Linked DNA regions of Homo sapiens: region 2 is linked to region 1. Evidence: read pairs that join two places in POLR2A ChIA-PET (ENCODE). Cell type or tissue: OCI-LY7. All regions are shown on one strand. Each heading gives the region's core, and the rest is flanking DNA. Links, peaks and the distances in the headings are about the cores only.

Region 1 (15,454 bases), core at 4,734-12,733:
TGGAGTACAGTAGTATAATCATAGCTCATTGTGACCTCAAGCTCTTTGGCTCAAGGGATTCTCCCACCTCAGTCTGGTGAGTAGCTGGGACTACAGGCATGAGCCACACTGTTGGCCTCTTCTTGTACCTCTGAGGTTTCATTTCTTACATATGATTTCTTTTTGATACTGCTGAGATTTATTCTGGTATAAATTGTGAGGTGAGATTTCACCCCATGTTTTAAAAAACAATTTTAGGATTTCTTGATCTTTTATGTCTTGTCTGGAGAGTAATTTGTCAGCTGTTTTCTGCTAAACTGTGAGTGGTGTAAGACCAGTTAGCTATGCCCTGTGTACTTTTCAGTTTAAGACATAGTTGCCTGTATCTTCCCAAAGATCTTATCTTTCGTTGACTTAAAAATAACGGTGGAAATACAGCCTATTGGGGAGTATTGTGTTAAAACAAATTTTATAGAATTTTCAGTTGGTAAAGATTGATAAGATTAGTAATAATAGGTAATTATGCATTATATTTAAGGAATATGTTTAGTACATTATATAATGCTAACGAAATAGGGATTTTTCTGTTTTTTATTTTTGTTTTTTTGTTTGTTTTCCTTTTTTTTTTTTAATTTTTATTTTTATTGATCATTCTTGGGTGTTTCTCACAGAGAGGGATTTGGCAGGGTCATATGTGGAGGGAAGGTCAGCAGATAAACAAGTGAACAAAGGTCTCTGGTTTTCCTAGGCAGAGGACCCTGAGGCCTTCCGCAGTGTTTGTGTCCCTGGGTACTTGAGATTAGGGAGTGGTGATGACTCTTAACGAGCATGCTGCCTTCAAGCATCTGTTTAACAAAGCACATCTTGCACCACCCTTAATCCATTTAACCCTGAGTGGACACAGCACATGTTTCAGAGAGCACAGGGTTGGGGGGTAAGGTCACAGATCAACAGGATCCCAAGGCAGAAGAATTTTTCTTAGTACAGAACAAAATGAAAAGTCTCCCATGTCTGCTTCTTTCCACACAGACACAGCAACCATCCGATTTCTCAATCTTTTCCCCACCTTTCCCCGCTTTCTATTCCACAAAACCACCATTGTCATCATGGCCCGTTCTCAATGAGCTGTTGGGCACACCTCCCAGACGGGGTGGTGGCCGGGCAGAGGGGCTCCTCACTTCCCAGTAGGGGCGGCCGGGCAGAGGCGCCCCTCACCTCCCGGACGGGGCGGCTGGCCGGGCGGGGGGCTGACCCCCCACCTCCCTCCCGGACGGGGCGGCTGGCCGGGCAGAGGGGCTCCTCACTTCCCAGTAGGGGCGGCCTGGCAGAGGCGCCCCTCACCTCCCGGACGGGGCGGCTGGCCGGGCAGGGGGCTGACCCCCCCACCTCCCTCCCGGACGGGGCGGCTGGCCTGGCGGGGGCTGACCCCCACCTCCCTCCCGGACGGGGCGGCTGCCGGGCGGAGACGCTCCTCACTTCCCAGACGGGGTGGCTGCTGGGCGGAGGGGCTCCTCACTTCTCAGACGGGGCGGCTGCCGGGCGGAGGGTCTCCTCACTTCTCAGACGGGGCGGTTGCCAGGCGGAGGGTCTCCTCCTTTCTCAGATGGGGCGGCTGGGCAGCGACGCTCCTCACCTCCCAGACGGGGTCGCGACTGGGCAGAGGCGCTCCTCACATCCCAGACGGGGCGGCGGGGCAAAGGCACTCCCCACATCTCAGACGATGGGCGGCCGGGCAGAGACGCTCCTCACTTCCTAGATGGGATGGCAGCCGGGAAGAGGCGCTCCTCACTTCCTAGATGGGATGGCCTGTTTTTTATTTTTATTTTTTATTTTTATTTTTTTGGAGGCAGCCTTATTCTGTCGCGCAGGCTGGAGTGCAGTGGTACCATCTCAGCTCACTGCAACCTTCACCTCCTGGGTTCAAGTGATTCTTCTGCCTCAGCCTCACGAGCAGTTGGAACTACAGGCTTGTGCCACCATGCCTGGCCAGTTTTTTGTATTTTTAGTAGAGATGAGGTCTCACCATGTTGCCCAGGCTGGTCTCAAACTCCTGAGCTCAGACAATCCACCCACCTTGGCCTCCCAAAGTGCTGGGATTACAGGTGTGTGCCACCGCGCCCGGCCTGTTTTTTTCTTTTTTTAAAATTATTATTATTATTATTATTATTATTATTATTATTATTATTATTATTTTTATCAATAGGTTTTTGGGGAACAGGAGGTATTTGGTTACATGGATAAATTCTTCAGTGGTGATTTCCTAGATTTTGGTGCAGCCATCACCTGAGCGGTGTACACTGTACCCAATGTGTAGTCTTTTATCCCTCATCCCCCTCCCACCCTTCCCCCTGCGTCCCCAAAGTTCATTATATCATTCTTGTGCTTTTGCATCCTCATAGCTTAGCTCCCACTTACAAGTGAGAACGTATGATGTTTGGTTTTCCATTCCTGAGTTACTTCACTTAGAATAACTAGCCGGGCGAGGTGATTCACGCCTGTAATCCCAGCACTTTGGGAGGCCAAGGCGGGCAGATCATGAGGTCAGGAGATCGAGACCATCCTGGCTAACATGCTGAAACCCCATCTCTACTAAAAATTCAAAAAATTAGCTGGGCGTGGTGGCGGGCGCCTGTAGTCTCAGCTACTCGGGAGGCTGAGGCAGGAGAATGGTGTGAACCCGGGAGGCGGAGCTTGCAGTGAGCTGAGATCGCGCCATTGCACTCCAGCCTGGGCAACAGAGTGAGACTCCATCTCAAAAAAAAAAAAAAAAGAATAATGGTCTCCAGCTTCATCCAGGTTGCTTGGAATGCCATGATTATTATTATTATTGTTACATTTTCTTTATCCACCTGATTGATGGGCATTTGTGGTGGTTCCATATTTTTGCAATTGTGAATTCTGCTGCTATAAATATGCATGTGCAAGTGTCTTTTTCATGTAATGACTTCTTTTCCTCTGGGTAGATACCCTGTGGTGGGATTGCTGGATCAAATGGAAGATCTACTTTTAGTTCTTTAAGGAATCTCCATGCTGTTTTCCATAGCGGTTGTACTAGTTTACATTCCCACCAGCCATGTAAAAGTGCTCGCTTTTCACCACATCCACACCAGCATCTGTTATTTTTATTTATTTATTATTATTATTTTTTGAGACAGAGTCTTGCTCTGTCACCCAGGCTAGAGTGCAATGGCACAATCTCGGCTCACTGCAACCTCCACCTCCTGGGTTCAAGCGATTCTCCTGTCTCAGCCTCCCGAGTAGCTGGGACTACAGGCGCCCGCCACCATGCCTGGCTAATTTTTTGTATTTTTAGTAGAGACGGGGTTTCACCATATTAGCCAGGATGATCTCGATCTCCTGACCTCATGATCCACCCACCTTAGCCTCCCAAAGTGCTGGGACTACAGGCGTGAGCCACCATGCCCAGCATTTTTTGTTTTTTAATTATGGCCATTGCTACAGGAGTAAGGTTGTATCATATTGTGGTTTTGATTTTCATTTCCCTGATAATTAGTGATGTTTAGCATTTTTTCATATGTTTACTGTCAATTTGTATATCTTCTTTTGAGAATTGTCTATTCATGTCCTTAGCCCACTTTTTGATGGGATTATTATTATTAATTATTTTCTTGCTGATTTGTTTTAGTTTCTTATAGATTCTAGATATTAGTCCTTTGCTGGATGCACAGTTTGTGAAGATTTTCTCTGCAACCCTGTGGGTTGTTTACTCTGCTGATTATTTCTTTTGCTGTGCAGAAGTTTTTTCATTTAATTAAGTCCCATGTATTTATTTTTGTTGCATTTGCTTTTGGGTTCTTGGTCATGAAATCTTTGCCTAAGCCAATGCCTAGAAGGATTTTTCCGGTATTATCTTCTAGAATTTTTATGGTTTCAGGTTAGATTTAAGTCTTTGATTCATCTTGAGTTGATTTTTGTATAAGGTGAGAGATGAGGATCCAATTTTATTCTTCTACATGTGGCTTACCAATTATCCCAGCACCATTCATTGAATAGGGTGTCTTTTCCCCACTTTATGTTTTTGTTTGCTTTGTTGAAGATCAGTTGGCTGTAAGTATTTGGGTTTATTTCTGGATTCTCTGTTATGTTCCGTTGGTCTGTGTATCTGTTTTTATACCAGTACTATGCTGTTTTGGTGACTATAGCCATATAGTATAGTGTGAAGCCAGGTAATATGATGCCCCCAGATTTTTTTCTTTTTTGCTTTGTCTTGCTTTGGCTATGTGGGCTCTTTTTTGTTTTCATATGAATTTTAGGATGGTTTTTCCTAGTTTGGTGAAGAATGATGATGGTATTTTGATGGGAATTGCATTGAATTTATAGATTGCTTTTGGCAGTGAGGTCATTTTCACAATACTGATTTTACGCATCCATGGCATGGGATGTGTTTTCATTTGTGTCATCTGTGATTTCTTTTAGCAGTGTCTTGTAGTTTTCCTTGTAGAGGTCTTTCATGTCAATGGTTAGATATATTCCTAAGTATTTTATTTTATTTTTTTGCAGTTATTGTAAAAGGGGTTAAGTTCTTGATTTGATTCTCAGCTTGGTCGCTGTTGGTATATAGCAGAGCCACTAACTTGTGTACATTGATTTTGTATCCAGAAACTTTACTGAATTCATTTATCAGATCTAGGAGCTTTTGGGATGAGTCTTTAGGGTTTTCTAGGTATATGATTATATATCATCAGCAAACAGCAGCAGTTTGACTTCCTCTTTACTGATTTGGATGCCCTTTATTTCTTTTCTCTTGTCTGATTGCTCTAGCTAGGACTTCCAGAACTATGTTGAATAAAAGTGAAAGTCAGGGCTGGAAACGGTGGCTCACGCCTGTAATCTCAGCACTTTGGGAGGCCGAGGTGGGCAGATCACGAGGTCAGGAGATCGAGAACATCCTGGCTGACATGGTGAAGCCCCATCTCTACTAAAAATACAAAAAAATTAGCCGGGCGTGGTGGCATGCACCTGTAGTCCCAGCTACCTGGGAGGCTGAAGCAGGAGAATCGCTTGAACCCAGGAGGCAGAGGTTGCAGTGAGCCAAGATCGCGCCACTGTACTCCAGCCTGGGCGACAGAGCGAGACTCCATCTCAAAAAAAATCAAGTGTAAGTGGGGCCGGGCGTGGTGGCTCACGCCTGTAATCCCAGCACTTTGGGAGGCCAAGGCGGGCGGATCATGAGGTCAAGAAATCGAGACTATCCTGGCTAACATGGTGAAACCCCGTCTCTACTAAAAACGCAAAAATTCGTGCCCGGCTGAGGATTTTTACATCTCCGTTCGTCAGGGATATTGGTCTGTAGTTTTCTTTCCCTTTTTTTTTTTGGTTATATTCTTTCTGGTTTTGGGTATTAGGGTGATACTGGCTTCATAGAATGATTTAGGGAGGACTCCCTCTTTCTCTATCTTTTGTAATAGTTTCAGTAGGATTGGTGCCAATTTTTTTTTTTTGAAACGGAGTCTTGCTCTGTCTCCCAGGCTGGAGTGCAGTGGCGCCATCTCGGCTTATTGCAAGCTCCGCCTCCCGGGTTCATTCTCCTGCCTCAGCCTCCTGAGTAGCTGGGACTAGAGGCGCCTGCCATCACGCCCGGCTAATTATTTGTATTATTATTATTTTTTTTAGTAGAGATTGGGTCAGGCTGGTCCTGCACTCCCAACCTCAGGTGATCCGCCTGCCTTGGCCTCCCAAAGTGCTGGGATTACAGGCGTAAGCCACCGTGCCCCACCTTGCAGTTACCATTTCTACCATGTGGCTAACTTGCCCGAGATTTGTAATGGTTCACTTTACTGATGACATCAAATCCAAGCTAAGCCTAGTAAGTTACCCTGTCAGTGCCTCTTCAAAATCTCTCTATCATCATTTCTCCTGATGAGATTCTCCCATTCAGATATTGAACTAGCTGAGCTGAGACCATTGTTTTCACACACTTGTTTATCTATTTGTCTCACTCTTTTCTCAAGTGCCTTCCCACATATTTCTACTTGCCAATGCCATTGCCCAAGTATTTTACTTCTTACGTTTACAGAAGCTGTGAGACTGCAGGAACTGTGAAAAACATCGGTATTTGTCCCAGTGTTACTAGGCAAAAGGGGCTTGCTGTCCAATGTGCCAGAAGCCTGTACTGTGACACTGGGTTTTTGAGAAAGTTTTCTCAAAACCCAGTGAAGGGAGTCTACTAGCTATGAGAAATATAGCCAGATGAGAATCGAGCCACTGGGTTTTTGAGTATTTTCTCAAAAACCCAGTGTCGTGATATTGGCTTTCTTTTTATTGCAAGTCGACTCACAAGGAGTCAGGAGTTCAGCTCAAATCTGTCTCTCTGTGCTGGCTTTAAGGCAGTAACTTTATTAGAAAAGCTTTAGGGAGTGGATTCTGGGAGTAGCAGGTGATTGATATAAGGAAAGGGGTGGTCTGGAAAGTCTTCAGGCTTCCGCAGTTATCTATTCATGCCTCCTCATGGGTCCCATGTGCAAATTTGGGGGAAGTTAGTATGAACCATGTGGTAGAAATTTAAGCTTGTTCTACACAAACTCCAGTCACCTATATTGATTCCAACCAATTTTAGCCTGTTATGTTTTCTGTCTTACAAGTGGAGGGCATGTCAGTAAGTTGTTTCTTTTCTTATCTGCAATCCTGCAAACTTGAGAATTTCTGTTAGTCATTGGTGTCTTTAACTCTTGGGGTCATGGTTTCACCAGTCCTGAAGGATCCCTGTGCCTTGGCATCCTCATTTTTTATAACATGAGTTTGTATCTTTTGTAGGGTGGTGGAGTTTGAGATCTGTATATATGGGGTTGAATTGTTATGTGGCTAGGTGCAGTGGCTCATGCCTGTAATCCCAGCACTTTGGGAGGCTGAGGTGGGTGGATCGCTTGAGGTCAGGAGTTCGAGACTAGTCTGGCTAACATGGTGAAACCCCGTCTCTACCAAAAATATAAAAATCAGCCAGGTGTGGTGGCATGAGCCTGTAGTCCCAGCTACTTGGGAGGCTGAGGCAGGAGAATTGCTTGAACCCCAGAGGCAGAGGTTGCAGTGAGCCAAGATCGTGCCATTGCACTCCAGCCTGGGCTACAGAGTGCGACTCTGTCTCAAAAAAAAAAAAAAAATTGTTTGGCGTGTGTGTATTCCAGATCCTCAGTGAGTTCCTTGTAGGAATGGACCATGTTTGTGCACCTCTTCTCCCTCTCTTCCCTTACACCAGTGGTTCTCTTAGGCGTGGTCCCTGCCCAGCAGTATCAGCGTCCCCTCAGAACTTGTGGCAATGAAGATTCTGGGCCCCTGCACTTGAACACTGCATCAGGAACTGTGAGAGCAGGCTCAGCAATCTGTGGTGTAACTAGCATGCCAGGTAATTCTGATGGGCTAGTTTGAGAACCACTGCCTTATAGGATCTAGTATTGGTTTACCTCACAGCGAACGAAAACTCAGCTCACTGACTATTTAATTTGTAGACTATACTAATCACTGCTGATTTGTTTCTATCTCATCACAGCTCCCATTTACTGAATAGCTACACTGGGCTAGGCACTGAACTAGGTGCTGTCACATGCATTGTCCCTTATGATCTCACAGATACTTTGCAGAAGAGGGAGTGGCGCGTCCCACTTTATATTATATAGAGATGAGAGAGGGGAATCTCTGAGGGATGTAGTAACTTGCCAAGGCTACACAGCTGGTAAGTGGCAGCCGGAGATTTCAGCAAGGCCTGTCAGACTCCAAAGCCTATGTTCTTTCTAGCACCCCACCCCGCTTTTCATGTAAACTCTTGCTCCCAGAGAATGCGTGTGCCTGTGTGGCTGTCATGTGGTTTTATAATAAATGGTTGTAATACCTGTATTTCTAGATTTCTCTCCTCATATACTTAACCCACCCAATAAGCAGCAACCTTTCAGCTTTTTAAAAAAAGACTATTTTCTATTTAATAATATTCATTTATTTACAATGTGTCAGAATTAGGAGGTATTATAAAAGCGGCCTTTGAGATCATATTCTAACCTCTGTATTTTCACAGGTAGAGCCATCATATGTGCTACTCTATTTTTGTCTCAGAAATTAAACTTTCATTGAGGTGTAAATTGGTATACTACACAGTTCTGACCTCTGAACTTCTAACTTTTTTTTAAAGTATTTTTTTTTTTCTAAAAAAAAAAAAAAGAAAGAAAAAAGAAATGGGGTCTCACTATGTTGCCCAGGCTGGTCTTGAACTCCTGGCCCCAAGCAGTCCTCCCATCTCAGCCTCCCAAAGTGCTAAGATTACAAACATGAGCCACCACACCCTGTCTGTATTTATAACTTAAAAAAATTATGCTACATCAAGTACAGTAAAATCTTAACTGATTGGAAAGAGTAATTTTACTGGTTTAACTTTGCCCTTCCTCACCCCCTTCATTTTCAAATCCCTCCCCTCATATTTGTACATACATTTTCCAACAGGTGGCTAAATATTAACTTTTATTTTTTAAATGCTTTGTAAGGAATCAAATACTTATTTCCACGCTAACTCACTGTAGTTCTTGGTTTGAGTGCATTTAAAAAATGTAAATTGATACTATTAATAATGATAACAGTTACGTCGGGACGGTGGCTCACGCCTGTAATCCCAGCACTTTATGAGGCCGAGGCAGGCGGATCACTTGAGGTCAGGAGTTCAAGACCAGCCTGACCAACATGGTGAAACCCTGTCTCTACTAAAAATACAAAAATTAACCAGGCGTGGTGGCAGGCGCTTGTAATCCCAGCTAGTTGGGAGGCTGAGGCAGGAGAATCACTTGAACCCAGGAGATGGAGGTTTCAGTCAGCTGAGACTGCACTCCAGCCTGGGCGACATAGCAAGACTGTCTCAAAAACAAAACAATAATAATAATAACAGCCAGTACTTACATAGCACTTACTTTGTTCCAGGTATGATTCTGATCACTTTACATATTTTAACTCCTTTAATCCTCGAACGCTGCCTGTAGCAGGGTCACTGTTGTATTAACCCCATTTTCCCATTTTGTGGAAGTGGTGGTATATAAAAGCAAATAGCTTGTTCAAGCTCACAAGACAGAACCTGAAGGCATCTTGGCTCCAGAGTCTCTGCTCTTAACCACTCTTTAGAGTGTCTTGCACGTTTTCAACCAGAGCTTTCTCTATATAACATATCACTTTACACTTTTAAAATAGCATACTATTTATTGCAACTCCTGGGTTCAAGGGATTCTCCTGACTTAGCCTCCGGAGTAGCTGGGATTACTGCTTGGGGTGAAGAATTCTGTAAGAATTTTGTGAGAGCAGGGCAAGTACTCAGGCTTGCTGTGGGCAACAAGAAAAGTGGGGACGTTGTGTTATTTTGGGTCTCTTCATATTTAAAGACAAATCTAGTTGTAGTACTCTACACGGAGGAGAGATCAGATCTTGCTGTGTCACTTTAGAGATTCTCTTTTGGTTTGTAGTCACAGCTGCTGTCTATGAGACCTGCTGCTATTTGGAGCTTTACCCTTTGTCGTAACCATGTGAGGGGCTGGCCTGCATTTCTTAGCTTTCCATATCTTTGTACCCTAGTTTAAAATTGCTGCCTGTTTCCGCCATCCTTGTATTTGCATACAGAATTTTGCATACATCCTTGCTGACTAGAGTTTTTTTGGTGAGTATTTGGCTGCATGGCAAAGGGATGATTTTCCTGAAGGTGGCCAAAAGCTTTGGAAAGAGCTGTGGATGTGGTCTTTGTCATTAGTTCATCAGGACACATTCAGCTTGAAAGCTTTGAATTATCAAGAGGCAAGCAACTCATGTCTTCCAGTACAGTTGCTGTCTCCTGAAGAAGGCTGGCAGCATTCAGAACATAACTTATGAACTTTAACCAGATGAGTGTCATTTGGTTTATCCTAAATTTAATGAGTTTGGGTAAGTCTTCTGTAGTTCATGGCACTGTGTTATAAATAATAGAATAATTTCAGGTTCTGTCTGGTAGTTACTGTCTGATGTAGAAGCAAGAAGACCACAGGTGAGAGGAGAAGGAGACTGAGAAATGAGGGCTTTGGGTTAGATTACCTTAGTGCTCTTCCTAGTTTCCTGGGCATGGTGTACTTACAGTGAATGAGATCAGAGCTCCGAGTTGAGCTGCTGTGTTAATTGGTTGTATGATTTTAGGCAGTTAACTTCTTTGGTCTGAGTTGCAGCATCTTGAGAACAAGTGTGACTTTTTTTTTTTAATGACCATTCACCTGAGGTGACTTTTTAAAGTGCCACTCCAGCTTTATCTATTATCTGATCCCCTGATGTAAGACTTAGATTACATAAGATTTTTCCATATTATAAATATATTACAGAATTATTCACACTGGGAAATGAGTTGCTTCTGTAGTCTACTTCTTTGGGAATAGCTTTATATTTAACTTTTAAGCTAGTAGTTGCAAAATTTTAATTCTATATATTACGTCATATGAGACTGCAGTGCATTATACGAGATCATGAGTGGTAAGCTTAGCATAGAGCATAGCCATAGCATATGTGGAATTGTTGACAAGCGTTAAGTTTTGGATTATGGTTGATTTTAGCCTTCAGTGTGGAGCTTCCTATTCAGTTCTAAGTGGGTTGGCCTGCTAACCTACATTTTAAATACAGCACTGTCCCTTATTGAGACTACAAATACACCTCCTTTCCCTTTCAGTGTAATATTTTTATTTCAGGTTTCAAGATTTTAACTTCTAAATGCTAAAAATATTACTGAATACTTGAAAACAAATTTCACTGTGTAACCCTTTTAGCTGTTTCTTCTGGATTAAGGGTAGTGTAGGATTCAGTTTTCCTAGAATCTTTAGAAGACTGTAAAATTGGTGATAAATTCTCAGTTCAGTTCTTATGAAAAAGATATGGATTCATATTATAAATATATATTAGAGAAAAAATAGGGAGCTAAACTTGGAACAGATTGGATTTCCCAAAGAGGACTCTGGGGAAAGCTATCTTTATTTGCCACTGTAGCAAATTAAGAGCACACAGTGAACTGTTCTAACACTGAATGCCATTTGAAGAGTAAAACAAAAGAACTAGCCATGGCTTCCTCATCTGTTGCCTGAATGGTTGGCTTCTTTAAATAATTTTCCTGGCCTCTCTCCTCTCATTGAGTGATGTCACTGATGCCACAGAAAGATGAGTAATAGACTCCTGTGGTCTTAATTGGTGTGAAACTTTATGATTTGGCCTGTTTGGAATATATTATCATCTGTTGATGATATATCATTCCCATTCATGCATTTGCTCAGTGTTACAGTAAGCTTCCTTTTATTGTGAATTTTACTGTTCATCAAGTCACAGATTTTTCTGTGACCCTAATACCAAGCAATGACATGCTTTTAAACTACTAGAATAATTTTGAAATAGTTTTAGTAGTTTTTTTGGTTATTTTTTTCTATTAAAAAATTATATATAATATATGATTATTGACAAAAAGGCAAAAAATATTATCTAAATATTACCCCCTCTTTTAATGGTAGACACTTTTAATATTTTGGTGAATATCTTTTCAAACTGTTTTCTTTGCAAATATGTACATGTAAATAAATATATGGCCCAAACAGAATTAGACTTTTTTTATTCCATAAAATACATATATATACAGGTGGTGCATACCTGTAATATACAGGTGGTACATACCTGTAATCTCAGCTACTTGGGAGGCTGAGGCAGGGTAATCACATGAACCCAGGAGGTGGAGGTTGCAGGGAGCCGAGATTGCGCTACTGCACTCCAGCCTGGGCAACAGAGCTCTCCGTCTCAGAGAGAGAGAAAAAAAAAGAAAGTTGTGCCATGAACATTTTTTTTAGGTTATTTGAGGATATTCGACATATATGACAAATGACTAACAGCACAAGTGCCAAGTGAGTAGTTGCAGTGATGAACTAATGCTGTTGAACTTCCGATGAAGGCGAGATCAAAGCTTTTCCTCACACTAGTATTTGGAAGATCAGCTCTCTGTTACCCAAATTGATTTGAGGCTGTATTCTTCAGCTCACGCCTGGTTGGATCAGAGATTATTTGAATTACAGAAGCCAAGTCAAGCATTTTGGCCACTTGTTTTAGTAGCTGATCTCCATTAATGTTTAAGATATGTTTAATGTTCTCTCACTCTAGCTCTTTTGCTTCCTGTTTGAAACACAGCAGTGTACTATGTCCAAAATGCTGTCATATGATATACAATTACTGCTACACGTGTTGTTTATTGAAATTTTAGACATTACAGATTCAGTAGCTTGTTCTAGCTGACGCTGGGTGATTGAAAAGGGAGAAACAGCTAGATATGGTTAAAGGTGAAGTTGTAAGCATTATGAACCTTGGGCAGATCACCACCTCTTCCTGGGCCTCAGTTTCTCTGTAGGATGAGGAAATGGAAGTTTGTAGGCCCTCTGCACAACTGGGGACTTAGGGCCGTTTTCACTTAGGATGGGAACTCTTCTACCGATTGTTGCTTATGTTACTCAGCAACTTGAATTGGAAATTTAAAATCATTTATGTGCTCTGCTGAATATAATGAGCCCATGGATGGCCCAAAGGTTAGAACAACAACAGTGTAGTAGTTAGGCAGCACACAGGAATTACTCTCTGCTCTACAATGCTCTGTAATTTACCAGTGTTGTCTCAACACTTTCAGAAAGGCATAGAATTCTATCTTTAAAAAACATTTTTTTCTAAGAATTTGAAATCATCTTTTGCAGAAATGAATGCATCTTGCCTTTTCGTCAGTGTGAGATACTGGTATTCCCTTTAGAATGGGAATACGTATTCCTATACATATTTAACAGAAGGGTTCAATAAAAATAGGTCATTTGAATATGTCAGCATTTTAATGTGATGAGATCTGGTGTTAGTATGTGTGCAAATTGAATTTATCTTGATGTTTATTCATAGCTTTTCTTTAATGAAGAAATCAGTATTTCATTAGCCTAAGGAAGCCTCACAACAGCCATTTGTGGTGACTTGCCTTGCGATAGGAGATCTAACCTTCCGTGGAGTACAGCATCAGAGAATGAAGAGCTGGTAAAGATGTTGCAGTGTAGCTGTTTTTTAAGTTCATCTTTAAGAAGCTACTCTGAAGGAAGAGAAGTAGATTGTAATAGCTAGCAGTTTCTAAATGACAGGCTGCCTTAGGAAAAAGTGACATGTGAGAACAACAGAAGCTTGTTATTTCAGCAGATGCTTGACTGAGGGTGCTAGGCCAGGGAAGATGCTGCCACAGAATGTCCGCCCTCTGCTTGTTCCTGCTTTCCCCTGGTGGCCACCCTCTCCCCACCCGATGCAGAGCTCCAAAGGAGGGGCTTTTGCTGGCCCCTGGGAGAAGCCATCTGATGAGCAGCAAGCAATTCCAGAGATTGTCACTGTGAAATTTTTACTTAACGCATGTTACGCACTTTGTGACTGTGTGTCTCTTCTCATTTTGGGATGACATGAAGGTGATGTTCCACACGTCTTACATCTTGCTATTTGCTGACGTTTGACTTATTGTCTTGCCTGCCTCCCCTCTGTCTAATTCTCTGTGCCGCCTCTCAAAGCCTTGCTGCGGCTAAACGCAGCCCCTTGAACGTGGTTGGCCGGGGCTCATTCCAGGTCAGAGCCCATCAGAAGCGCGCTAGAGACAATGCACCAACGGTTGGTCTTTAGTGAAGGGGATGGGTTTGGAATGCCAAGCAAGTGTGGGCTGTACTAGTATGTTTGAGAATGAAGGAGGAATGGAAACTAAGAAAGAGAAGCTACTGTTTTGTTTTGGAAGATTATACTGGAAGGAAAACCTGCTGAAAGTGGGCTTCCACTGCTGCTGTCCTTCTGCAGGAAATTTAGGGCAGAAAGAAACATCTCTGTTTTTCCTTATGTCTGTTTCTTTGAAGGTATTAATGAATGATGAGAATTTTCAAAGCCCATATGATAAGTAGCAAGTCCTTATGTATTCAGAAGGAAACTAATGTTTCCCGAGTGCCTTTTAAGTGCCAGGGATTCTGCTGGGACTTATATTATTCCATTTTAATAAAATAATTCTGTGAGGCAAATGATTGAAAAGAAGAGGTAGATCTGGAATCTGGGCCACACTGAGAAAGGCTGGAATATTTGAGTCCCACTTCAAGAAGCCTAGGAACATGGAGTTACATGGTGATAGAATCGTAGAACTAGGTGCCACCTCACATGTCTGTTGCATCACCCCAGCAGTAGACGGCGGTGCAGCAGAAGGCACACGGGCTGGAATTTCGATGGCCAGACTCTACCACTGGGTTCCTCTGGGCGGCTGATTCTATTTTCTTGTTTACAAAATGGGAGTGGCAGTTGTACTTACTGCGCAGGTTTGTAGCGAGGTTTCAAAAAACTGATCCATGGAGGTGCTTTGTAAACTGTAAAGTGATGTACTAATATTTACTGATGGAGACTGTTTGCTTTCATGGATGGACACCCAAGAAGGCATTTATTCTTAGCATTTTGGTCAGCAAAAGAATTATCGAGATTGCGCCACTGCAGTCCAGCTGGGCGACAGAGCGAGACTCCATCTCAAAAAAAAAAAAAAAAGCATTATATATTTGCTTTTATATACATTTGGCTGTAGGTCTCTTGGTTTCTATCACTTCACTGTTCTTTTCCTCCATTTTCAGAATTGTTTCCTTTCTGTGACAGATATTCAGTGATAACCTTCTGTGTGCCAGGCCCTCTATTAGATGTTGGAGACAGGGAGGTAAATAACACAGATAAGTTCTTGTCCTTTTTGAAATGAAACACTGAAACTGTACAATTGATTACTGTTTGTTTTTCCTATGGGCATAAGTGACCCAAGCCTAACTGACTTCTTATGTTTCTGACATACATATATTTTAAACAAGTGTTAGGCTCTTTACATACTGTTAATGCCAACTGTTCAGATACGTTGGCTGTAACTACTGAATTGAAGATACTGTGAGAAACATGGATTGTGTGGGTCTTTCCATAAGGTAAACCTGGTTTTGTGGCCCCTTCAAGGGCAGCGGTGGGACTGTGGAATTGGCATCTGTGTGGTGCTGTGCAGCTGATTGTTACTTGAGCGTTAAACTGTTCGCCTACACATGAAGTGTGGGCAGTTGAAGGTGTTTGAAAATCACTGTGTGGTATTTTTGTCATTAGACCCACCCAGTTATTTCCCATTATGTTGAAGAAAATTTTGGTTACATAGTTGAGCTTTGTTCAAAAGGTGAATATCAGCTCTGATTGGCCAAGGTCTCTTTTCATCTTCAGTGCCTCCCCCCACAACACCCCCCTCCGGTTTCACCAGGGTGACAAGCAGATGTGGTCCAGCCCCAGGCCCTGGACTGTGGACTAATCAATCCCTAACAGGCACTAGCAGCCCCAAGCCTGACTAGGTTAAAAGTTCCACCAAGGGCCGGGCGCAGTGGCTCACATCTGTAATCCCAGCACTTTGGGAGGCCGAGGCAGGCGGATCACGAGGTCAGGAGATGGAGACCACCCTGGCTAA
Region 2 (15,454 bases), core at 2,388-10,387, 300 kb after region 1:
CTTATCCTTAACCCTTTTATTGCCCCAGGAAATAGAAAAGTCCGTAGTTCCCCCTACTTTACGAGGAAATCTGTTACCCAGAACAGTTGAGCAATTTGCCCAGGATCCCAACTCTGGTGTGTGCCAAGCCCAGGCAGGGACCCAGGCCCCCAGCTCCCAGGTGCTGCCCCTGCCGAGGCTCCCCTGGGCTGAGGAAGGCGCTTCTCCCGGGCTGCTGGCACTGACGATTGTTTGCTGAGATCAGAAGTGAAGACAAGCTCTGCTGCCAGGCGCTCGCCTTGTGCCAGGCTAATGCCTGAAGCACATCTTTCCCTCAGTCCTCACAACAACCTGGGAAGTGACTGCGTCTTTCCCCATTTGACAGAGGAGAAAACCCTAGCTCAGAGGTTCAGAAAGTTGCCTGAGGCCTCATAGCGGGCAGGCGGCAGGGGTGGGACATAGACCCAGGTGTGTGACACCCGCCTCTGCCTCTCCTGTGGCTCTGAGGTCCAAGGCCTGGGCCAGGACCAACTGCAGGATGGCAGCAAGCACCAGGTTGTGGCGACATGTCATAGGCTTAGTGGCCTCACACGTCGTATTTTAGGACAAAGCCTACACATGCGAATCTTTAAATCGCAGAGGGTCCTGCAAATGAGCCCAGGAGTGAGGGGAGATGGGGGTTCACTCTGAGGACTGGAACGTCAGAAGAGTTGGTTGAATCTGAGGATTGGAGAACAAGCGGGGTTTATGTATTTTGATTATGTTCTACATCTTTCCACTTTGTTTTATTTGTTCTTCGACTTGAGCTTCTTCATCTGCGTAGAGGATGTATTTGCAGTGGAAAAGGAAATGGAGGCAGGGGATAGATGCTCAAGGGCACATGAAGTGAAGCCACAGAAATCTTTTAAAATTAGCATCAGCTTCTCTATTTAGTTCTGTTGTCCTATTCTCTTCTCTGGGAAGATACCCCTCCTGTAGTAGTTTTGCGGTAAAGTTTTAACAAAGTACTCAAAACAAATGACTCAGTTTTCAGATTTGCTAACACTTGCAAGGGTTTGGAGAAAATATTTATAGTTGTGTTTAGCATCTTCATAGTCTGGAGTTTGCTGTTTGAGTTAGAGAATTTTCTGTCTGTGTTAGAGGTACCTCTAACGCAAGCATAGTTGGTGTGAAGTTTCACATTCTGTGTGCCCCATGTGCTTGAGTAGAAGAGGTGTCTGTTCTTACTGTGCTTACAGTGGACTCTGAAATGGTGTCTATGGTGTGGTTCCAGTTTTGTAAAACAAAACTATAAAATCCCACTAGGCTGGGTGCAGTGGCTCATGCCTATAATCCCAGCACTTTGGGAGGCCAAAGTGGGAGGATCACTTGAACCCAGGAGTTCAAAATCAGCCTAGGCAGCGTAGTGAGACCCCGTCTCTACAGGTAATTTTTTAAATTAGCCAGGTGTGTTGGCGTGCACCTGTGGTCCCAGCTACTCCAGCTACTCAGGAGGCTGAGGTGGGAGGATCACTTGAGCCCAGGAGGTCAAGGCTGCAGTGAGCCATGTTTGTACCACTGCACTCCAGACTGGGCAACAGAGCAAGACCCTGTCTTAATCAATTAATAAAAATAAAAAATAATTTCTCACTGAAAACCTAGAAGAAACTACAACAAAGGTGACTGTTATGGGGCCGGGCACGGTGGCTCATGCCTGTAATGCCAGCACTTTGGGAGGCCCATGTGGGCAGATCACCTGAGGTCGGGAGTTCAAGACCAGCCTGACCAATATGGAGAAACCCCGTCTCTACTAAAAATACAAAATTAGCTGGGTGTGGTGGTGCATGCCTGTAATCCCAGCTACTCAGGAGGCTGAGGCAGGAGAATTGCTTAAACCCGGGAGGCGGAGGTTGTGATGAGCCGAGATCGCGCCATTGCACTCTAGCCTGGACAACAAGAGCGAAACTCCATCTCAAAAAAAAGACTATTTTGATCCAGGGATTATAAGTGATTAAAATTTACCATGTTTTCCCATAATGGGTAGGAAAACTTTTTCATGATCAGGGAGAAAAATAGGTATATTTTACAAGGGACCCATCTTTTGTGGGTCAGTGAGCAACCTTTCTTCTCCGAGGCACGTCTCTGACCTACCCAGCCCATATAAATCTGAACCCCAGTAGGTTGTCCCCCCTTCCCCCTGCCCCACACAAAGATTTTAGAGCTAGAAGGAGACTGGAAAACACATAACCTTGCCACTTCCTTCTGCAGATGAGGAAAGCAAGGCCTGGCAAAAGCAAGGTTCCTGGTCTCAGGGTAGTCAGTGGTTGTGCCGGGCCTCCTCAGCCCCTCATCCTCAAGGCCCACAACAGAGCAGCGGCAAGAACAGTCCCATCCAGGGACACTCACAGGCTACCGTAGAGACACACGCAAACCACTGGCGCCTGTGCTTCCAGAGCTGTGGGCAGAGTGCCATGGAGCCAGCTGGAGAGGGAAGTGCTGTCAGGGCCTTGGAGTGGTCAGAGGATCTCACAAGAGGTGGCACTGGTACAAGAAAGGCAAGTAGGAGTGTAGCAGGCAGGCAGGACAGAGGGTGTTCTAAGCAGAGGGGACATGAAGTATAGGCACTGAGCAGAAGGCACCCTTGCCCAGGGTGCAGAAAGGGGCTGTATTGGGAGACTGGCACAGGCCGGGGCAGGGAGGGCTGGGCTAAGGCATTGGCATCATTCTTGAAGAGTTTGAAGCCAGGCAGGTGGCCTGGTCAGACCATGTTTGAGGAAGGAGCCTGTGTCACAATTCCCTGTGACCAGTCAGAGGGTCTTCTGCTGGACAGATCACATGCACCCATAAGTAGGTCAGATGCCCAGGAGTGTTTTGCCTCAGATATGGAGCAAAATTAGCCTGACAGTAAATGCAGCTCTGGTCCTACCTACTGGAGCTTAAAGCAAGACTCCGAAGAATCAAACTGTTTCAGAGTAACTTACCAGCATCTTAGAACAAAGCTCAAGAATATTTACAGATTGCAAAAATATCCAACATCAGCAAGATAAAATTCACATGGGCAACCAATTAACATTTACCCAACAAGCAGAGAAGCAGGAAAATACGACCTGCAATGAAAGGGGAAGAAATCCGTCAATAGGAGCTGACCCAGAAATGATACAGATGGTAAAATTCATAGACAGGACATTAAAACAGTTGTTACACCTTTATGTGTTCAAGAAGCTAGTAGAGAGATTCAGCCTGTTAAGTAGAAAATGAGAGATAGAAAAACTCCAGGCTAGGCCAGGCATGCAACGGCTCACACCTGTAATCCCAGCACATTGGGAGGCTGAGGTGGGCAGACCACCTGAGGTCAGGAGTTGCCTGGCCAACATGGCAAAACCTCATCTCTACTAAAAATACAAAAATTAGCCAAGCGTGGTGGCACACACCTGTAATCGTAGCTACTCAGGAGGCTGAGGCAGGAGAATCACTTGAACCTGGGAGGTGGAGGTTGCAGTGAGCAAAGATTGCACCACTGCACTCCAGCCTGGGCAACAGAGCGAGACTCTGTCTCAAAAAAAAAAAAAAAAAAAAAAAAACAATATCAAAAAACTCCAGGCTGGGTGTGGTGGCTCGTGCCTGCAATCCCAGAACTTTGGGACGCTGAGCTGGGAGAATTGCTTAAGCTCGGGAGTTCAAGATGAGCCTGGGCAAGATGGCAAGACCCTGCCTCTAAAAAAAAAAAAAAACAACAAAACAAAAAACAACAACTCAAATCAAATTTGTAGGGATTAAAATTGCAATGTCTGAGCTGAAAAATATCACTGGATGAGATTAATGGCAGCATAGAAATTGCAGAAGAAAAGACTAGTGAGCTTGAAGACACAGCAGTGAAAAACCATCCACACTGAAGCCCAGAGGGAAAACAGGCTGGAAAATGTTCAGAGAATCAGTGAGCACAGACCCCTTCAAGTGGCCTCACGTAAATGAAATCCAAGTCTTAAGAGGGAAGAAGGGTGACAGGAAAAAAAGATGTGAAGAAGAAATACAACTGAAAGTTGTCCAAATTTGATGAAATAATTATGCTGAGTCAAGAAGCCAAAGAATACATACTGTTATCATTTCATTTATATAAAATTTGGCCAGGTACAGTGGCTCATGCCTGTAATCCCAACACTTTGGGAGGCTGAGGCGAGCAGATTGCCTGAGCCCAGGAGTTCAAGACCAGCCTAAGCAACATGGCAAAACCCCGTCTGTACAAAAAATACAAAAATTAGCTGGGTGCCTGTAGTCCCAGCTGCTCAAGAAGCTGAGGTGGGAGGATCCCTTGAGCCCAGGAGGCAGAGGCTGCAGTGAGCCATGATGGCTGCCACCTCACTCCAGCCTGGGTGATAGAGCATGACCCTGTCTCAAAAACAAACTTATTTATATAAAATACTAGAAAATGCTAACACAGGCCAGGTGCTGTGGCTCATGCCTGTAATCCCAGCACTTTGGGAGGCCAGGGCGGGTGGATGACCTGAGGTCAGTAGTTCAAGACCAGCCTGGCCAACGTGGTGAAACCCCGTCTCTATTAAAACTACAAAAGTCAGCTGAGTGTGGTGGTGCACACCTGTAATCCCAGCTACTTGGGAAGCTGAAGCAGGAGAATTGCTTGAACCTGAGAGGCAGAGGTTGTGGTGAACCGTGATGACGCCATTGCACTCCAGCCTGGGCAACAGAGCGAGACTCCGTCTCAAAAAAAAAAAAAAGGAAAGAAAATGCTAACACAGATCAGTGCTTACTCAAGGCCTGGCAGAAATTTCAAAGGGGAGGTGTGGCAGTGGCTTCAAGAGTGTATGCATATGTCAAAGCTTACCCAATTATGTACTTTAAATGTGTGCATTTCATTGTATGTCAGCATACCCCTGTAGAGCTGGTTTTTTTTTTTTTTTTTGAGACAGAATCTTGCTCTGTAGCCCAGACTGGGGTACAGTGGTGCGATCTCGGCTCACTGCAAGCTCCGCCTCCTGGGTTCATACCATTCTCCTGCCTCAGCCTCCCAAGTAGCTGGGACTACAGGCGCCCGCCACCATGCCCGGCAAATTTTTTTTTTTTTTTTGTATTTTATGTTGATACAGGGTTTTACCACGTTAGCCAGGACATACAAAAAATTAGCCAGGCGTGGTGGCGGGCGCCTGTAGTCCCAGCTACTCAGGAGGCCGAGGCAGGAGAATGGTGTGAACCCAGGAGGCGGAACTTGCAGTGAGCCGAGATCGCACCACTGCACTCCAGCCTGGGTGACAGAGCGAGACTCCGTCTCAAAAAAAAAAAAAAAAAAAAAAAGAGTTAGCCAGGACGGTCTAGATCTCCTGGCCTCGTGATCTGCCCACCTCCCAAAGTGCTGGGATTACAGGCGTGAGCCACCGCACCCGGCCTGTTTTTGTTTTTTAGAGACAGAGTCTCACTCCATTGCCCATGCTGGAGTGCAGTGGAGTGATTGTGGCTCACTGTAACCTCAAACTCCTGGGTCAAGCCATCCTCCCACCTCAGCCTCCCAACTAGCTAGGACACTACAGGCATGCACCACCGCACCTAGCTAATTTTTAAAAAAATTTGTAGAGGCATAGTCTTGCTATGTTGCCCAGGCTGGTCTTGGACTCCTGGCCTCAAGCAAGCCTCCCACCTTAGCCTCCCAAAGTACTGGGATTACAGATGTGAGCCACCATGTCTGGCCTCTGTAGAGTTGTTTTAAATATTAAAGTGTACAAAAAAAAAATTTAAATGGGCCGGGTGTGGTGGCTCATGCCTATAATCCCAGCACTTTGGGAGGTCGAGGCGGGTAGATTGCTTGAGCTCAGGAGTTCAAGACCAGCCTGGGTATTATTGTGAAATCCCATCTCTATGAAAAATACAAAAGTTAGCCAGGTGTGGTGGCATGTGCCTGTAGTTCCAGCTACTGGGGAGGTTGAGGCTGCAGTGAGCTGTGATCATGTCAGTGCGCTCCAGCCTGGGTGACAGAATGAGACCCTGTCTCAAAAAAAAAAAAAAGTTTTAAATGAAGATTATAGGGTACCCTACATTGTGTTTGGTTTGCAGAGGGAACAGAAATGAGTGAAGCTGCCTAAGCATGGTGGCTCACACCTGTAATCCCAGCACTATGGGAGGCCGAGGCAGGTGGATCACCTGAGCTCAGGAGTTCAGGACCAGCCTGAGAAACATGGTAAAACCCCATCTCTACCAAAAATACAAAAAATTAGCTGGGCATGGTGGCACATGCCTGTAATTTCAGCTACTCGGGAGGCTGAGATGGGAGGATTGCTTGAGCCCAGGAGGCGGAGGTTGCAGTGGGCTGAGATCATGCCACTGCACTCCAGCCTGGGCGAAAGAGTAAGGCCCTGTCTCAAAAAAAAAAAAAAAAAGGAAAAAAAAAAGGAAATGATTGAAGCTGTTTTTGGAGTTAACTGACCAAAAGTTAAATGACTAAAAGAAGAGCGAGGCAGGAGGTTATAGAAGCAATCATGAAAAAAATACAGATCCCCAGGGTCCCAAACCTGGTTTCCGAGGATGGGTAGTGTTTGAACTTGGACTTGAGACTCAATGGGCATTTTCAGTGACCAGCAGGTAAAGAGGCTTGGCCTAGTGTTTCTGAGTAGGGAAGAGTGCTCCTCCCTGCTGCCTTGGGAGGACTGTCTGCTGCTGGACCACCCTGAGGACTGTGAGACATTAGCTCTGTGGGCTTCTAGGCTCCTGGCAGTGAACCTCTGGGAGTGAAGGATGCACAAAGGATGTTGTGGGAAAGAGAAGATCTGAGATGTCCTTTGGGTCATCTTTGGAGGATCTTGACTCTGAGGCTGGAGGGTTTGTGGCTAATTCCATGGGCAGTGGGGGCTGTTGGAGGCTCTTGAGCAGGGCCGGACAGGACCCAAATGGAGAAGGTCTGCAGTGAGCTGTGGAAATTCTTTGGCCTGATTCGCTGGATTTGTGGTGCACATCTGTGAGATGTGAGATTGGGATGGAGTGGACATGGGGACTCTGACATGGATTGTTTTGGGGCAGAAGAAGCCAATCCATGCTGGCGTCCCAGCCTGGGTCTGTAATCTCATTAATCTCCTTTTGGTGACTGGACCAGTTGCCTGTACAAGTGCCTCTTGGTCTCCTTGATCCAACCTCACTGAGCCAGCGTCGCTTGTATGCATGATACTGCAAGACTTCCTTCCCAGCTGGCCTGCACGCAGGTGCCTTGGAGAGGCATTGGGCAGATGGCATGTGGCCATTTCCAGCAGTGGGGCGCAGTGCTCAGGGAGACTGCAGCATCCTGGAGCCCTGCCAGCCAGGAGGGACTGTTCCCATTGCGGGCAGAATCTGTTACTTGCAATCAGAAGAACTTCAACTAATACTTGTTTTTTGCCTGTAGATTCAATTGACCTTGGGAATGTTGCTTAAACTCGCCTTTCACTTTCATTTTCCTATCAGTAAAGTGAAGGGTCATATCCACATTAGAGCCATCAGAGGAGCTTATTAAAAATGTCCAGGCCTCGGCCCTCCCTGGAGATATGAATTCAGCAGGTCTGGGGTGAGGCCCAGGCATCTTGGTTGGTTTTTTTTTTTTTTTTTTTATTGATTTATTTGAGACGGAGTCTTGCTCTGTCGCCCAGGCTGGAGTGCAGTGGCATGATCTCGGCTCACTGCAAGCTCCACCTCCCGGGTTCACGCCATTCTCCTGCCTCAGCCTCCCGAGTAGCTGGGACTACAGGCGCCCACCACCACACCTGGCTAATGTTTTGTGTTTTTAGTAGAGATGGGTTTTCACTGTGTTAGCCAGGATGGTCTCGATCTCCTGACCTTGTGATCCGCCTGCCTTGGCCTCCCAAAGTGCTGGGATTACAGGCGTGAGCCACCATGCCCGGCCTATTTTTTATTTTTGAGACAGAGTCTCAGTCTGTCATTCAAGCTGAAGTGCAGTGGTGCGATCATAGCTCACTATAACCACAAACCCCTGGGCTCAAACAATACTCCTGCCTCAGCCTCCAAAATGGCTAGGGGTATGCACCATCACACCTGGCTCATTTTTTAATTTTTATTTTGTAGAGATGAGGTCTTGCTGTGTTGTCCAGGCTGGTGTCAAACTACTGGTCTCAAGTGATCCTCCCACCCCTCAGCCTCCCAAAGTGCTGGGATTGCGGGCGTGTGCCACTGTGCCTGGCCAGTTTTGTTTTTTGGTTTTGGGTTTTTTTTTTTTTTTTTTTTTTTGAGATGGAGTCTTGCTCTGTCGCCCACTGGAGTTCAGTGGGGTGATCTTGGCTCACTGCAACCTCCGCCTCTTGGGTTCAAGTGATTCTCCTGCCTCAGCCTCCTGAGTAGCTGGGAGTACAGGCACCCGCCACCACGCCTGGCTAATTTTTTTTTTTTTTTTTTGAGACAGGGTCTCACTCTGTCACCCAGGCGCGTAGTGCAGTGGCACAATCTCAGCTCACTACAACCTCTGCCTCCTGGGTTCAAGTGGTCCTCCCACCTCAGCCTCTTGAGTAGCTGGGGCTACAGGTGAGTGCCACTATGTATTTGTATTTTTAGTAGAGACGGGGTTTCTCCATGTTGGCCAGGCTGGTCTCAAACTCCTGATCTCAGGTGATCTGCCCGCCTCGGCCTCCCAAAGTGCTGGGATTGCATGCGTGAGCCACTGTGCCCAGCCACACCCAGCTAATTTTTGTATTTTTAGTAGAGATGGGGTTTCACTGTGTTGGCCAGGCTGGTCTGGAACTCCTGACCTCAAGTGATCCACCTGTCTTGGCCTCCCAAAGTGTTGGGATTACAGATAGGAGCCACCACACCGAGCCTGGTTTTTATTTTTCATGAAAGTCATACATGAAATGCCAAGTGTGGTGGTATGTGCCTCTAGTCCCACCTACTCAGGAGGCTGGGTGGGAGGATCACTGGAGACCAGGATCATCCACCGCACTCCAGCCTGGGCAACAGAGTGAGCCTCCATCTGTAAAAGAAAGAAAACAGAGTCACATGTGAAAATCAGTAGGTTGACATGTCAGTGGGTTCTATAAGATGTGCTATAAGAAACATGTCTCTCCTGCCAATTTTGCCCTCTCTGGAGAGTTCCTTTCAGTTCTTTTCGCTGCCTGTCTCTGAATGCTGCTTCGGGAGCTGTGTTTGGTCCCCTGACTTCAGGTGTTTCTGGTTGACTCTCTGCGGGAAGAGAAGCATGCAGAGCTCTTGCATCCCCCGTCCCCCATTCCCCCAGCCACCCACCTCCCTTCCTACTTCCACCCTGCCAGAGCTGCAGTGCTTCCTGGGCACGGGCCTTGCTGTGAGGACAGAGGAGCTCTTCACAGCGGAGGCAGGGGATGAATCACACCTGCAGTTCCTTGTCTGTGTGACTCTTTGTTTTCCCTGGACTTGATAATCATCTTGTTTGCTCATCTAGTTTTTTTTCTTTTTTTTTTTGAGACAGAGCCTTGCTCTGTTGCCCAGGCTGGCGTGCAATGGTGCGATCAATCTCTGCTCACTGCAACCTCCAACTCCTGGGTCCAAGTGATTCTTCTGCCTCAGCCTCCCGAGTAGCTGGGCTTAACAGGCGTGTGCCACCACACCCAGCTAATTTTTTGTATTTTTAATAGAGACAGGGTTTCACCACATTGGCCAGCCTGGTCTCAAACTCCTGACCTCAGGTGAGCCACCTGCCTTGGCCTCCCAAAGTGCTGGGATTACAGGCATGAGCCACTACACCCAGCCTGCTCATCTAGTTTTCTAAGTGCAGTTCCACACATTCAATCCCAAACTCTCTGCCAGTTGTCTCACACATTAGGAATGTGTCCTCTCCATTTCTTCCCCCTGCAGAGATCTCTCCTGCACCCTCTTGGCCAGCTCCAGTCTGGCCTCGTTCCTCTCTCTACCCGGGACCCAGCTGTTGTCCTAGCGTCACCTTTGACCTCCCCTCATGTTAGAGCCCCTTTCTCCCGGATCCCGGGTCTTCCTCTCTCTGTGTCTGTGTTTGTTTGGGTGGAGTTTATCTTCCAGTCGGTTCCCAAGGAAGGGTTCATGGTTGGTGACTTTTTGGAGGTATTGCATGTCTGAAAAGTCTTTCATCTGTGTTCACCCTTGACCTTGCTGGATATAGCAGTCTAGGTTGGAAACCATTTTCCTTTAGGATTTTGAGGGTCTTTCTCCATTGTCTCTCGGCTTCCAGGATTGCTACTGAGAAGCCAGAAGCCTTTCTTTTTTTTTTTTTTTTTTTTTTTGAGACGGAGTCTCGCTCTGTCGCCCAGGCTGGAGTGCAGTGGCATGATCTCGGCTCACTGCAAGCTCTGCCTCCCAGGTTCACGCCATTCTCCTGCCTCAGCCTCCCGAGTAGCTGGGACTACAGGCGCCCGCTACCACGCCTGGCTAATTTTTTTTTTTTTTGTATTTTTAGTAGAGATGGGGTTTCACCGTGTTAGCCAGGATGGTCTCGATCTCCTGACCTTATGATCTGCCCGTCTCGGCCTCTCAAAGTGCTGGAATTACAGGCGTGAGCCACCTCGCCCGGCCCAGAAGCCGTTCTAACACCTGATCCTTGATACTTGACCTGTTTTTCTTTCTGAAAGTTTGTAAGGTCTCTTTGTTCCTAGTGTTATAAGAACAGATACATAGTGGTATGCCTTGGTGAGGGCTGTGTTCATCCTTGCAGCCAGGTGGTTGCAGCCTATGTGCTGGTGGGTGTCTGGGTCCTCTGCTGGGGTCCTCTTCTGCCCCGCCTCTCTTGTTTTCCTTTTTTTGTTGTTATGTTTTTGTGTGTTGTTGTTGTTGTTGTAGGGTTTTTTGTTGTTGTGGGGTTTTGTTTTGTTTTGTTTTGTTTTTGAGACGGTCTCTCACTCTGTCACCCAGGCTGGAGCACAATGGCGCAATCACAGCTCATTGTAGCTTTAAACTTCTGGGCTCAAGCAATCCTCCCACCACAGCCTCCCAAGTAGCTGGGACCACAGGCATATGCACCATGTTCAGCTAATTTTTTTATTATTTTTTGTAGAGATGGAGTCTCACTATATTGCCCAGGCTGCTTTTGAACTCCTGGGCTCCAGCAATCCTGCCACCTTGGCCTCCCAAAGTGCTGGATTCCAGGCATGAGCAACTGCACCTGGCACCCCTCCTGTTTTCTGTCTGCTCTGGCTGAAGGCCTCCTTTTCCTTTTCTTTTTTTTTTTTTTTTTTTTTGAGTTGGTGTTTTTGCCCTTGTTGCCCAGGCTGGAGTGCAGTGGCGCAATCTGGGCTCACTACAGCCTCTGCCCCCCGGGTTCAAGCGATTCTCCTGCCTCAGCCTCCCACGTAGCTGGGATTATAGGCACCTGCCACCATGCCTGGCTGATTCTTATATTTTCAGTAGAGACAAGGTTTCACCATGTTTGCCAGGCTGGTTTCGAACTCCTGACCTCAGGTGATCCACCTGCCTTGGCCTCCCAAAGTGCTGGGATTACAGGCATTAGCTACTGTGCCCAGCCTGGAGGCTTCCTTTTGTATTGTGGACTTTCTAAGCTGGCCTCCACTTTTCCTTTCTCTCCTGTTTCTGTCTTTTTATGCTTTTATCCTGCTTTCTAGAAGACATTCTCAACCTTATTTCTCCAACCCTCTGTCAGATTATTTCCATGATCACATGTTTAATTTCTGAAAGTTCCTGTTGTTGTTTGATGGCTGTAGAGTCAGTCTTCTCTCATCTCCCTAAGGATGTTTTGGAAGTTTCTTCTCCCTGCCTGGTCTTTGTATGTCCCAAGTTGTGTGTTTTCTGTCTAGTTCGCCTTTTACATGGCAGAGGCTTTCTTCAGATGTTGGCAGTCCCCTGGTTGGAAGAGTGAGGCCCAGCAAGGCTGACTGGAAGCCCTGAGCACATGCATGGAGCCTGTGGGCCCCGCGGGTCTCTGACAGCAATCTGGCTGGGCTGCTGGGTGGGGAGTCGTTGCTTTTAGCCTTCCAGGGCCCGCTGAGTCCTTGCCATGCATCCCCCACTTTCCAGCTTCCAGAATTGTATGGCTGCTTCCTCCCCTCATTCTCTCTGTCCTTAGGAGATTTGAACCTTTTTTCTTTGAGATGGAGTCTTGCTTTGTCACCCAGGCTGGAGTGCAGTGGCCCGATCTCAGCTCACTGCAGCCTCCCCCTCCTGTGTTCAAGCAATTCTCTGCCTCAGCCTCCCGAGTAGCTGGGATTACAGGCGCATGCCACCATGCCTGGCTAATTTTTGTATTTTTGGTAGAGACAGGGTTTCGCCATGTTAGTCAGGCTGGTCTCGAACTCCTGGCCTCAGGTGATCCGGTCTGCCTCGGCTTCCCAAAGTGCTGGGATTACAGGCGCGAGCCACTGCGCCCGCCCCGTTTTTCTTTGTTTAACCCATTCCCTCTCATGGTAGTGGTGCTTGAGAAGGGAGTGAAAGAGTAATTGTGTGCTCATTATCATCACTGCCCAGAAGCTTCTGGCTTCTTCAGCGCCCTGCAGGTGACTCTTGCACATACCCAGCGCTGAGCACCATGGTGCAGCTCATCCCCTTCACCTCCACGGTTCTGGTATCACAGTCTTCAGAGTATAGCCACTATTTTCCTCTAAGCCTCTGAACATCTTTGAGTGGTATTTAGGTGCTGGTGGGGCTGCCTGTTACACTGTAAGTTGTTCCGTCAGCACAACTATGCTGCCTGCAAATGAAGGTATGAAACCTCCCCAAACTGCTGTCTAATGGTGTGGGATGGAACCAGCTCCCTTTGAGAGAAACTAAATTGTTTTTTGCCACTTCCTTTAATTTTTTCCATGTTGCCTTTTTTTCCTATACCTCCATTTAAACATCTATTGTTTTTGAGCTCTCTTCTTCAAAACTTGCTTCTAGGAACTATTACCCCTCTTCACCATATTGAACTCTAAGTCTTTTCTCTCATTCTGGAAGGCCATGATACCTAGAAGTAGACCACAGGGTTCTAACGGGGTGCCCTGGGTCCTGCAGCAGTCCCCTCATCGTGCTTTAACAACTTATGACCCAGTAGTTTAAACAACGACCTAGGGAAGCTTGTCCCAGCCTGCCCTGCGTGTGCCCCCAGTAAAACCATGAGCGGCAGGAAGGGGAGCCCCTCGCGATGCTTGCCATGACCCTAGAGGAGCAGAGCCCAGAGATCATCTTTAGGGACCTCTCCCTCTGGGCTGCACTCATCCAGAAGGTGCTTCCCCGAGCCTGTCTGTAGAGTCAGCCACAGAGCAGGGCGATGAGCTATCAGAGACCAGGGTGTGTGCCACTGGGTCCAGCTTCTGCTCTTCTTGTCTCACAGCAATATTTGAGTCCTGGTGCTAGCCATGGCGCAGTCGTTGGGCTGGTATCAGTGACAAGGTCTGGAGGGTAGACAGGAAGAGTGGCCAGTTGGCTCCACCAGCCCCTGCTCAGGAAGGACAGAATGTGACAGGCACCCAGGAAACCTGCTTCTGAGCGTTTTCTTTAGCGCACCCCCTACAATTAGCAGATGCAGCTTCTTGCTGGATTCTGAGGTCACACCTCAGACCAGATGTAGAGGCCCAGCAGTAACTGGAGTCAGTGCAGAAGGACCCACCACGGAGAGGGAGAGGCCTCTGACAGGCCAGAAGAGAGCAGCAGTGGAGCCTGTTTCTGTCTGGAGCCCTGCTCTGCTGGGCCAGAAGTTTCCAAATGTTTTTTAGCAGTGGGACCCATTCTTCAAATTAAAAAAAAATTTTTTTGAGTTAGGCTCTTGTTCCGTCACCCACGCTGGAGTGCAGTGACACAATCTCAGTTCACTGTAACCTCAACCTCCTGGGCTCAAGTGATCCTCTTACCTCATCCTCCTGAGTACCTGGGACTACAGGTGTGTGTACAAAATACAAAAAACACTCCCAGCTGTCCAGCCTTAAATAAAATCTTGTACATAAGCCAGATGTGTTCAACAAGTAACAGCAAAACTGGTCCCATGAAACTGCCCCTTCCACAGGGGCCCTGAGGCACCTCTGCAAGGCCAGGGCCCCACAGGCGCTGCTGGAAAACTGCTGGTCTTCGGGCCAGTGAGGACAGAGAGAGAGCTCAGCACAGCAGGCCCCGGGCAGCCATACCCACCTCGTACCACGGTCAGAGTCTCGAGGAGCCTCAGAGATCATGGTCCCCGGCTCCTCCAGCTAAGGACACAGACCACGAAGAGGAGGTCCTCCTAGTGTGTCAGCCCTGGCTCTGAGAATTTACCTTTAATTTAATTCTAGACCTATTAACATGGGTATCGGGTTTTTAAGCCCATCTGAAATTGGGAAGAATAGACCAGAAGCAGGAAGAGGGTCTGCTACAGGGAAAAAAGAACTAGAAAGACCAAACAGAAGTCAGAAAGTACAGCTACCACGGGGCCATGTGACAAATGGCCCAACCAACCCACACGCCTCAGCGCCCCCTGAGGCTGCACGGATAGACGGACAGACACACAGCAGCACCATGAATCCTTGAGGGAAAGTAAAGCTCAGCATGTGTCAGTCTTTACGGGGATTCAAGGTTAAAACAGGGAGGGAGAGAGACTTGGAGGGAAAAGAAAAGGCAGTGTGGAAAGCACAAATGGCCGCCTGGATAACCGTGGTTTGTTTGGGTTAGGATTATTTCCAGAGGCGTCTTTCCTGGGGCATTTGTGCTGCCGCTTCAAAAACCCTCGGTCCACCCTGGTATTCCTGAAACATTCCTGCTGAATTTCTTCCAAGTTCTGATAAGTCCATGCCAAAATGGTCTGTCTAGATACATGTTTCCTTTGGCTGTGAAATCTTCAGCATGTTTTTGTTTTTCAGCCTGGGTTTACCACATTCTGACTGAGGAACATGTGTGAGTGTGTGTGTGCGTGCGCACACGTGTGTTGATAAAAGCTATGATAAAAGCTCAGCTACAAGAAGTTTGAAGAACTGTGGTCTGAGCCCCAGACACTTGTGTTTTCTTTTTCTTTTCTTTTCTTTTTTTTTGAGATGGAGTCTCGCTCTCTCCCCCAAGCTGGAGTGCAGTGGCGCAATCTGGGCTCACTGCAAGCTCCGCCTCCCAGGTTCACACCATTCTCCTGCCTCAGACTCCCGAGTAGCTGGGACTACAGGCGCCCGCCACCACGCCTGGCTAATTTTTTGTATTTTTAGTAGAGACGGGGTTTCACTGTGTTAGCCAGGATGGTCTCAATCTCCTGACCTCGTGATCCGCCCACCTCGGCCTCCCAAACTGCTGGGATTACAGGCGTGAGCCACCACGCCCGGCCTGTTTGTTTTTTTTTTTTGATACGGAGTTTCACTCTTGTTGCCGAGGCTGGAGTGCAATGGCGCGATCTCGGCTCACCACAACCTCTGCCTCCCGGGTTCAAGCGATTCTCCTGCCTCAGCCTCCTGAGTAGCTGGGATTACAGGCATGAGCCACCACACCTGGCTAATTTTGTATATTTTTTAGTAGAGATGGGGTTTCTCCATATTGGTCAGGCTTGTCTTGAACTCCGGACCTCAGGTGATACGCCTGCCTCAGCCTCCCAAAGGGCTGGGATTACAGGCGTGAGCCACCACGCCCAGCCTCT

The links. Peaks named below come from ENCODE experiments on the same cell type or tissue, not always from the same donor. Only the 100,000 strongest peaks of a DNase experiment are listed, where the experiment ranks them.
Region 2: POLR2A ChIA-PET joins it to region 1 with 11 read pairs; 2 of 35 experiments call an interaction of 5 or more read pairs at or near these places.

The regions. Positions count from the first base shown.
Region 1 is chr14:102,171,311-102,186,764 of GRCh38, forward strand. The region is part of intron 1 of WDR20 (WD repeat domain 20); the gene reads left to right. Among named protein-coding and RNA genes, the nearest start is that of WDR20, 39 kb to the left of the region's middle. RefSeq lists enhancers at 518-1,503, 13,032-13,533, 13,534-14,033. In OCI-LY7, for the core only: no CTCF peak of the experiment used is centred there; a DNase peak (open chromatin) is centred at 9,471; H3K4me3 peaks cover 1,003 bases; H3K27ac peaks cover 984 bases.
Region 2 is chr14:102,472,693-102,488,146 of GRCh38, forward strand. The region is part of intron 17 of TECPR2 (tectonin beta-propeller repeat containing 2); the gene reads left to right. Among named protein-coding and RNA genes, the nearest start is that of ANKRD9, 29 kb to the right of the region's middle. In OCI-LY7, for the core only: no CTCF peak of the experiment used is centred there; no DNase peak of the experiment used is centred there.